Regions from separate parts of the Homo sapiens genome. Here region 2 is linked to region 1. The links are chromatin contacts, found by Hi-C or POLR2A ChIA-PET in ENCODE. All regions are on one chromosome and are shown on one strand. The core of a region is the stretch at or near the end of the contact, and the rest is flanking DNA. Distances in the headings are between cores, read along the strand shown. Region 1 overlaps CDK19 (cyclin dependent kinase 19). Region 2 holds the start of SLC16A10 (solute carrier family 16 member 10).

Region 1 (4,673 bases), core at 324-2,823:
ACTGCACTCCAGCCTGGGCAACAGAGTGAGACTCTGTCTCAAAATAAATAAATAAATAAAATAAAATAAAATATAAAGAGATATAAATAACAGAAAATGGGCTGGGCGTGGTGGCTCACACCTGTAATGCCAGCAGTCTGGGAGGCCGAAGCAGGCAGATCACTTGATGTCTTGAGATCAGGAGTTCACGACTGGCCTGGCCAACACGATGAAACCCCGTCTCTACTAAAAATACAAAAATCAGCCGAGCGTGGTACCGCATGCCTGTAGTCCCAGCTACTCGAGAGACTAAGGCAGGACAATCGCTTGAACCCGGGAGACAGAGGTTGCAGTGAGCCAAGATCGCACCACTGCACTTCAGCCTGGGCACCAGAGTGAGACTCTGTCTCAAAAAAACAAAAAACAAACAGAAATATGCCAAAACATTAACAATAGTTATTTCTGGGTGTGAGATTATGCATAATTTATATTTCTATTTTTTCTATTTTACAAGTTTTCTTCAATGAGCATTACTCTTATAATTTAAAAACAAATACATACACACACCAGAAGACAGAACTTTCCAGAAATCCACCTACCAAAATAAGACACTATCATACTATCTCAGCTTCTTTTTACATGGTTATCTGAGAAGGGACACAGTGAAAGGAGATGGCCATACTTGTACTTTCCCCATCTCTTGGCAAAATCAGATTTTACCAACGGACTTTAATCTCTTGTCTAACAAATGTTTGTTCAACATGACATCATACAACTACAAATACGTGTAATCATACTTAAACAGCAATTAAGTAGACCATTATTTTCCTGTGTCTCATATTATATGATAACATCTTCCATGCCAGATACTCACAGCATAGTAACATGATCCCACTGGAGCCTAATGAAGAATGTTCAATGAACATGCCAATATTTTATCTGAGCTCCTTTCAAAGCATGTAAGTAGCTATTTTTAAAGTGTCCACTTTTCACTGTCCTAAATGTAAAATAATCTACAGTTAGAATTCTAAACTTTCTCTAGATCCTGACTCAATTTAGAGAGTCTGTACTAGACTAAAAATTCCAGAATCCATTCGTATTTTTATGTATACATCTTTCTTCCCTTTTCACTTTCTGTTCTCCAAGTCTATGATGCCCTCATGGGTCCCTGACTCCTTTTTCAAGGGCATTCTGAATGGAAAGATCCTCTTATACTTCAATTACTCACTTATCTCAAAGTAAATCCAATTTTCTATTCTTTTTTGATCTCTTTTAAGTAACAGTGTGATTCATTTGACCATCAATCTTTCCCCTCAGTGAGAACAGTATCACCGACTTTATTTTAGAAAGCACTGAGTATCATTTTTTAAAATGTCTTAACACCTCTTTCCCCTTCCCAAAGAACTGAAGGTAAATGAAGTAGGGTGTTTTATGGCAAATAGGAGATTTGCCTAATTCCAAAATGTTCCAATACTCCTAAAACTGTAAATTAAGAATTAGTATTTGAAAGTTGACACTTTCACACCTACGACAGGCCTTTTGGAAGCTGCTCTTTATAAACACATGAGATTCATCATAACCTTCCAGCAGGTGGCACTCATACTCTGAAAAGGGGTCTGTACAGACTAACACAGCTCTGGTTCAAGGTGGCCCTAAATCTTCTGCTTCATTTTACTTCAGTGACACTTCCTGGTTACCAGTCATAAGCTCCAGGGAGGTCAATGTTCCCCTTTGCCACCCAGTTGAAATGACAGTGAGGCAGTAAGTAAAATGCAAAAAATATAGGTTTTAGAATCAGAGGCTGAGTTTGAATCCTGTCTTACTAGCAGCAGTTAAGACATAAGGCAAGTTGCTTAACTCTTCTGAATCTCATAGAAGAATAAGATGTCTACTTACAAACATAAACAGTTTCCACAAAGAATAAATTAATATAAATAGATTAAATACACAGCACAGTGGGCCAGGCACGGTGGCTCACACCTCTAATCCTGGCACTCTGGGAGGCCAAGGCAGGTGGATCACCTGAGGTCAGGAGTTCGAGACCAGCCTGGCCAATATGGTGAAACCCAATCTCTACTAAAAATACAAAAATTAGCCAGGCATGGTGGTGGGCGCCTGTAGTCCCAGCTACTCGGGAGGCTGAGGCAGGAGAATCACTTGAACCCAGGAGGCGGAGGTTGCAGTGAGTCAAGATGGTGCCACTGCACTCCAGCCTGGGCAACAGAGCAAGACTGTCTCCAAAAAAAAAAAAAAAAAAAAAAAGTACATAGCACGATGCTTGGAACGAATTAAGCATTTGACAAATTATAGCTTTTATTATCATTTTTAACCACCACTATTTGCAAGAATGTTATGAAGAGTAAATCGGATAATCCAGGTAGAATGCCTGGCATTGTTCTTGATAAACAGTGGCTGTTGTCATTGTTGTACTTAAGTGAAAATTTCAATGCTAACCACTCCGGTTAGCTTTGACATCAGAGATACTTAGAGAGTGAGGCTGAGTTGGAAAATGCCACAGCATTTCCTTGCCAAAGTCCATGAAACACCCACTTAGTAGTTTCTATAATAATAAAATGGCTATATGAAAGTTATTTCCTTTCCCATTTTTCAACAATCTGGTTTCATTTTCTCTCTGACTTTTAAATTCTGCATGTACTTGGTCTAAGAGAGATATCTGAAACCAAGTAAGCTTTGCGATAAATAAGAAATTCACATCTCCTTGACTATGAGAGCATACCTATTCTTTTTTAGTATAAGTATTTAATCTTTTTTTTTTTTTTTTTTGGAGACAGAGTCTCACTCTGTTGCCAGGCTGGAGTACAGTGGCGTGATCTCAGCTCACTGCAACCTCCACTTCCCGGGTTGAAGTGATTCTCCTGCCTCAGCCTCCCGAGTAGCTGGGATCACAGACACATGCCACCATGTCTAGCTCATTTTTTGTATTTTTTTTTTTTTTAGTGGAGATGGGGTTTCACCTTGGCCAGGCTAGTCTCAAATTCCTGACCTCAGGTGATCCACCTGCCTCAGCCTCCCAAAGTGCCGAGAATACAGGCATGAGCCACCATGCCCAGCCTTAATCTTTTATTAACATATCCCATGAGAAAATTGGATATACTTCTTATAAATCAAGGGCACTCTGAATATACACAATTTAAATATGAAAAATGAAACAGATACAAACTAAAACAAAGAGTTTACAAAGTAAAATCTTAATTACCTGGAATTCTGAGGGGTATTCTAACTCATTTACTGATTCATTAAGTAAACTTTTGCTTGCAACCCTCCTTGTCAAAAACCTTCCTACCTTGACAGTTAAACAAAATGAAATTTGCATTTGACTCTATGTAGTCTTCTTTATTTATTTTTGTTGTTGTTGTTGATTTTGCATTGCTATAAGACCCTAGGCAGTCTTTCAGTCCCTTGGGATTTCGATAATCAACTACTAACAAATGTTTATGTCCTTCTTATTTATCCTTTTCTCTCCTTGAAATAGAATGGTGGGGTGGGGGGTGGGGAATAAGGGGTGGGGGACGTGGGTGAAACTAACCTAAAATTCCTTATTTAGATTCTGGCTTAAAAGAAAAAAGTATCGACTTATTCTCCAAATTCTGTCCCTAGTTTTCTTGTCCTTCTCCATTCCACAGTTTTTCTTAACATCTTACCCATGGACCTGAGCTTTAGCTGCTCCTTCTATGGAGAATCCCAAATCTCAATCTCTAGCCCTAATGTCACTCCTAAACTGACATCAATTTCCCAAGATGCATCATACAATACAACCAAGAGAATATCCCACTGTAACTCAAAATCCACAGATCCAAAACTGAGTATCACTTGCCCAACTTTACCTCCTAGTGTGTTTACTATACCTGCAATGATGCCAACATTTCCCAATCATCAAGGCAGGCTGAAAACCTTATCATCAGCCAGGCACAGTGGCTCACACCTGTAATCCCAGCACTTTGGGAGGCTGAGGCAGGTGGATCACCTGAGGTCAGGAGTTAGAGACCAGGCTGGCCAACATGGCGAAACCCCATCTCTACTAAAAATACAAAAATTACCAGGCATGGTGGCTTGTGCCTGTAGTCCCAGCTACCCAAGAGGCTGAGGCAGGAGAATCTCTTGAACCTAGGAGGCAGAGGTTGCAGTGAGCCAAGATTGTGCCACTGCATTCCAGCCTGGGCGACACAGCGAAACTCTGTCTCAAAAAAAAAGAAAAGAAAACCTTATAACCAGTGTTCACTCACCAAGTGCTACATACTCTGCTTCTTAAATATCATTCATTAATTCTCACCTTAATAATTAAAATAAACCCTTAACTAGTATATACACAGGTGCTCTTCTCTCTGCCTAGAAAGGTACAGAAACATATTTCCTATCTTCTTTGCCTGATAAATGCCTACTTACTTTTTAGAAAGAACTCATTTATCACTTCTTCTAAGAGGCCTTCCCTGAAACTCTTCTTCTGAAGTGTCTCTTCTATGTTCCCATCCATACTGAATTACCCTTAACACACTGCTAATTAAATAAAGTTATGACATAGTATAATTGTCTCCCCCTAACTGATTGTAAGATGCAGGGACTGTGTCTTCCATCTATACATTTCCATTGTCTTGCACAAGCCAAACACATGTAGATTTTCAACAAATGTTGGCTAAGTGATAATCCATCTCCTATCTCTTCTAATATACTCTATG
Region 2 (4,622 bases), core at 1,987-4,486, 400 kb after region 1:
ATAAGGAATCAAGTGGATTGTTTTGTTTAATAAATAAGTTTAACATAAACTGCTGATGAAAAGGCCTACATAAAGCACTGTTGGCATTTAGATTTAATGAACTATTACACCTTTTAAAATTTTATAAATCTTTTTATCTGATCTCAAAGCACTTAATAAATAGGAACTCATTAAAAACATACCATCACTGCGCTGAGCATGGTGGCTCATGCCTGTAATCCCAGCACTTTGGGAGGCCAAGGCAGGCAGATTACGAAGTCAAGAGATCGAGACCACCCTGGCCAACATGGTAAAACCCCATCTCTACTAAAAATACAAAAATTAGCTGGGTGTGGTGGTGCACGCCTGTAGTCCCAGCTACTCAGGAGGCTGAGGCAGGAGAATCGCTTGAACCCGGGAGGTGGAAGTTGAAGTGAGCCGAGATTGGGCCACTGTACTCCAGCCTGGTGACAGAGTGAGACTCCATCTCAGGAAAAAAAAAAAATACCATCACTATGTCACTATGCTGTAGTTATAAGTAAACAGGTTCATATTTTCAGGTGGAGAAGATGAGGTCAATCCAATAACACAATGTGAGTTGTTGATTAGTGTGGACATAGAAATAGAAGGTAGTTTTCCTGGACACCTAAAACTCTGCTCCATTCAATAGCCTATTGGTAGTTAGAAGTAAACACTCTTTTTTTAAAGAGATGGATTATTACTTATGTTGCTTGAGGCCAGGAGTTCGAGACCAGCCTGGTTGCTGGTCTCAGCAATGTTGCTCAGGCTGATCTCGAATTCCTGGCCTCAAGCCATCCTCCCACCTGAGCCTCCCAAAGTGCTGGGATTACAGGCTTGAGCCACCACACCTTGCCTCATTTGTTACAATTAATGACCCAATGTTGATACATTATTATTAACTAAAGCCGACATTTTGTTCATATTTCTTTACTTTTAATCTAATGTCCTTTTTCTGTTCCAGTATCCATCCAGGATATCACATTACATTTAGTTATCATGTCTCTTAGGCTTTTTTTTTTTTTTTTGAGTTGGAATCTCACTGTCACCCAGGCTGGGGTACAGTGGCGCGATCTCAGCTCACTGCAACCTCTGCCTTCTGGGTTCAAGCGATTCTCCTGCCTCAGCCACCTGAGTATCTGGGATTACAGGCCCACGCCACTATGCCTGGCTAATTTTTGTATTTTTGGTAGAGATGGGGTTTCGCCATATTGGCCAGGCTGGTCTCGAACTCCTGACCTCAAGTGATCCGCCCGCCTCGGCCTCCCAAAGTGCTGGGATTACCAGCATGAGCCACGACACCCAGCCCTCTTAGACTCTTTTTTACTGTGACAGTTTCTCAGACTTTCCTTGTTTTTGATGACTTTTACAGTAATGAAAGTACTTAATGGGTATTTTGTAGACTGTCCTTGATTGGGATTTGTCTAATGTTTTTCTGATGGTTAGCCAGGGATTATGGGTTTTGGCAGGAAGACCACAGAGGTAAAGTACCATTTTCATCACATCATATCGGGGATACATTATCATCTAGTTGAGGTACTGTGTGCCATTTTTTGCACCCTAAAGTTATTTCTTCCCCCCACTCCCCCTTTCCATCCTATACTCTTTGGAAGAAAGTTACTACGCATACCCACACTTAAAGAGTAAACCATTGTACTTCACCTCCATGAGGGAGGGAGTATGTTCATAAAGTATTTACATTTCCTGCAGGAGAGATTTGTCTATTCTCTCCTCATTATTTATTTAATCATTTACTTACATCAGTACTGACTCGTGGATAATTCTTACATATGTGTTTGTTTGTGTGCATGCAAATATATAATCGATGTGCTTTCTTTGCCCAATAATATGTTGTGGACAACTTTCAAAGTCAATAAATACAGATGACCTTCAGAACTTTTAGAGGTTTTAAAGTAAGTATCTAATCAGTCTTCTACCAATGTACATTATACTTCCAAATTTTCCTTATTTCCAACAATACTGGGGTATCATCTTCATACATACATTTTTGTGCACTTATGTGCCTATTCCTTTGTTTACTATTTTACCCTCATTTCTAAGGCAGATTACACTTGAGCTATGTTCCCCATTCCACAACCAAGCACGGCTTGCTTTCCTTAGTTTATGCTATTTTCTCTACCTGGAATGCTCTTTTCCTGTCTTGACCCACTGAAGTCGTATGTATGAATCAGGGCTTCGGCCAAAGGCTGTTTGCTGTAGAGGCTCTTCTACAGTGTTTGGAGAGAATTTAAGGGACTATCTCATCTCTCTCTTTTGTACATGTATTATAACACATCATCTGAGCCTCCTAGTCTCTCCCAGGACTCTTTTTTCCTACCAGTTTATCAACTGATAAGAGGCAGAAACGAGATCAATCGCACTCATCTGTGTACTCTATCACAGTGGTGGGCACATCAAGTAACTAGCATATTTTGACTTTGATTGAAGTGAAGAATACGAATAACAGAAATTAAGAAGCATCCTCAATATTGCATAGCAGGTTACTCTTCTTTTCTTTTACATAGGATGGCACTCCATGCTTCAGGGAGACAGAGGAGTTGAATACAGGTTTTAGTTTTTGTTTAAAGTGAAAACGACTCTGATGTAGTTGAAAAGTAATGCTTTCTAGCTGTCTGTTAAAAATGTTTGTTGGTTGAAGACTTCGGAATTGCAGTCCAGTGAGGACTGAAAATAAGCATCTTTGGTGTGCCAAATATTCATAAGGAAATTGTATACGAATGCAAGAGAATGGAACTGAAGTAATAAAATAAGGGCTCTGATCCTTCAGATGACTTATTTAAGAAGCCAGGTGGCATAACGAATCTTACATATTATAATTAGTACTGAGAGGTGAATGCCAAAACATAAAACAAACACAATCGAGACAATGTTAGTGTGACTGTGACGCTGTGTCGGTGAGTTGAGGCTAACGATCCAGTGTGGCTCTCCTGAAGGCCCACCGCGCCCGCACCTAGGAGACGCGCCCCTTCTGCTCATGCTTTGAGGCGGGGTGACCCACACATCTGTGCCCCTCTCTGAGCAGGAGGAGGCCCCGTCGCAGACGCGCGCGCAGACAGCGTCTGCCGCGGGCACCTGGGGCCGCGCGCCGCGGGGCGCCCCGCCTCCGCTCTCCGAGGCCCAATCATCTGGAGGCTGTGGGGGCACGTCCCGCTCCCGGCCACGCCCCCAGCCGGCGGGGCGGGGGGTGCTTTTAAGAACCGGCGGCTGGCAGTGGGCTCAGTCGGGGGTGCGGGGCTGTGACCTAGAGGCTTCAGTGTCGATCCCCGAGGTGTTCGCGCGCGCCAGCTGTCCTCGCGGCCGCCTGCGCGCTGGCCGCCTGCGCGCTGCCAGCCCGCCCGCCCGCCAGGGGCTCCGCCGCCCTCGCCTCGGCCTCGTTAGCCCGCCAGGAGCCCCGCAGCTCCTCCGGGAGCCCGCTGGTAACTCGCGTCCCTCGCGCTTCTCCGGCGCCTGAGGGGCCCGCCTCGGGCCATGGTGCTCTCCCAGGAGGAGCCGGACTCCGCGCGGGGCACGAGCGAGGCGCAGCCGCTCGGCCCCGCGCCCACGGGGGCCGCTCCGCCGCCCGGCCCGGGACCCTCGGACAGCCCCGAGGCGGCTGTCGAGAAGGTGGAGGTGGAGCTGGCGGGGCCGGCGACCGCGGAGCCCCATGAGCCCCCCGAACCCCCCGAGGGCGGCTGGGGCTGGCTGGTGATGCTGGCGGCCATGTGGTGCAACGGGTCGGTGTTCGGCATCCAGAACGCTTGCGGGGTGCTCTTCGTGTCCATGCTGGAAACCTTCGGCTCCAAAGACGATGACAAGATGGTCTTTAAGACAGGTGAGGCGCGGCGCCCGCCGAGGCCAGCCTGGGCGACCCGCGTGGGGCCCCCGAGCGCATCCCGCGTGTGGGCTGTGTCTGCCTCCGAGTGTGCATGTCGGTGGGTCCCTGTGCCAGAGGGTGCGAGCAGGGGGGTCTTTCGAGTTGCAGACAGAGCCTGCCGCTTCTGGGGCCTCGGGGTGCCCGTCTTTATATGGAATCCAGCTGCAGAGCTGTGTGTTTGCAAGCAGGTCGCAGAACTTACTTGCCGAGATCGTCCTCCTTTCCCCTCAGCAGAGCAGACGCTAACAGTCCACAGGAGCCCTTCCTTTTATTGTTTGAAAACAAACAGAACCCCAGAACCTTCAACCCCAGTCATCGCCCTGTCATTTTTGTGGTCTCTTTCGTGACTATGCCAGTTATGTAGTTCTTCACCTGCCTCCCTGGGCCGCAGAGGGGTGTGCGTATGTTGGCGGGGCGGGGGGTGGAGTTTGGAGGAATGAAAGAGATTTGTACGAAGGTCACTGGAGTTCCAAAGGGGGCCCTGCAAGAGTCACGGTTCCGTGCGTTCCCGTCCCCCCGCCTTTTTTTGCCCTCTGGGTTAAATGTAGAAAACACGGGAGGCAGCCGGATTAGGGACTAGGATGAGGAAGGTGAAGGGTTGCTTCTTCCCTCTTCCTGTTGTGTTTTTTGACATTTTTTTTTAACCATATAGTAAATTAGATACAAAAGGTGCAGATTCAGCGTTTTCTCCCTGTAGAGCATTATTATGACTTTTTGGCTGGTTAGGCAAAAAACAAATCTAAGACCTTCT

Evidence for each region. Hi-C counts contacts between places; a loop is a spot of excess contacts on that map. ChIA-PET counts read pairs that join two places held with the same protein, here RNA polymerase II (POLR2A). Pooled maps may share reads with other maps.
Region 2: a loop to region 1 is called in a pooled map, with 3 times the contacts of the local background. The contact joins the promoter of SLC16A10 here to the enhancer-like site in region 1. A Hi-C loop is called at or near these places in 4 of 50 pooled maps. POLR2A ChIA-PET finds 5 or more read pairs at or near these places in 2 of 52 experiments (GM12878 and activated naive CD4-positive, alpha-beta T cell).

What each region holds. Positions count from the first base shown.
Region 1 is chr6:110,680,957-110,685,629 of GRCh38, forward strand. The region is part of intron 2 of CDK19 (cyclin dependent kinase 19); the gene reads right to left. Among named protein-coding and RNA genes, the nearest start is that of CDK19, 130 kb to the right of the region's middle. Within about 2 kb of position 1,574, at least 7 of the 41 ENCODE cell types and tissues checked have a DNase peak (open chromatin) inside an H3K27ac peak, as active enhancers do.
Region 2 is chr6:111,084,267-111,088,888 of GRCh38, forward strand. SLC16A10 (solute carrier family 16 member 10) reads left to right here and starts at 3,237. Exons shown (of 6, transcript NM_018593.5): 1 at 3,237-3,829. The coding sequence starts at 3,487. RefSeq lists silencers at 2,918-3,597, 3,628-3,807 and an enhancer at 3,620-4,120.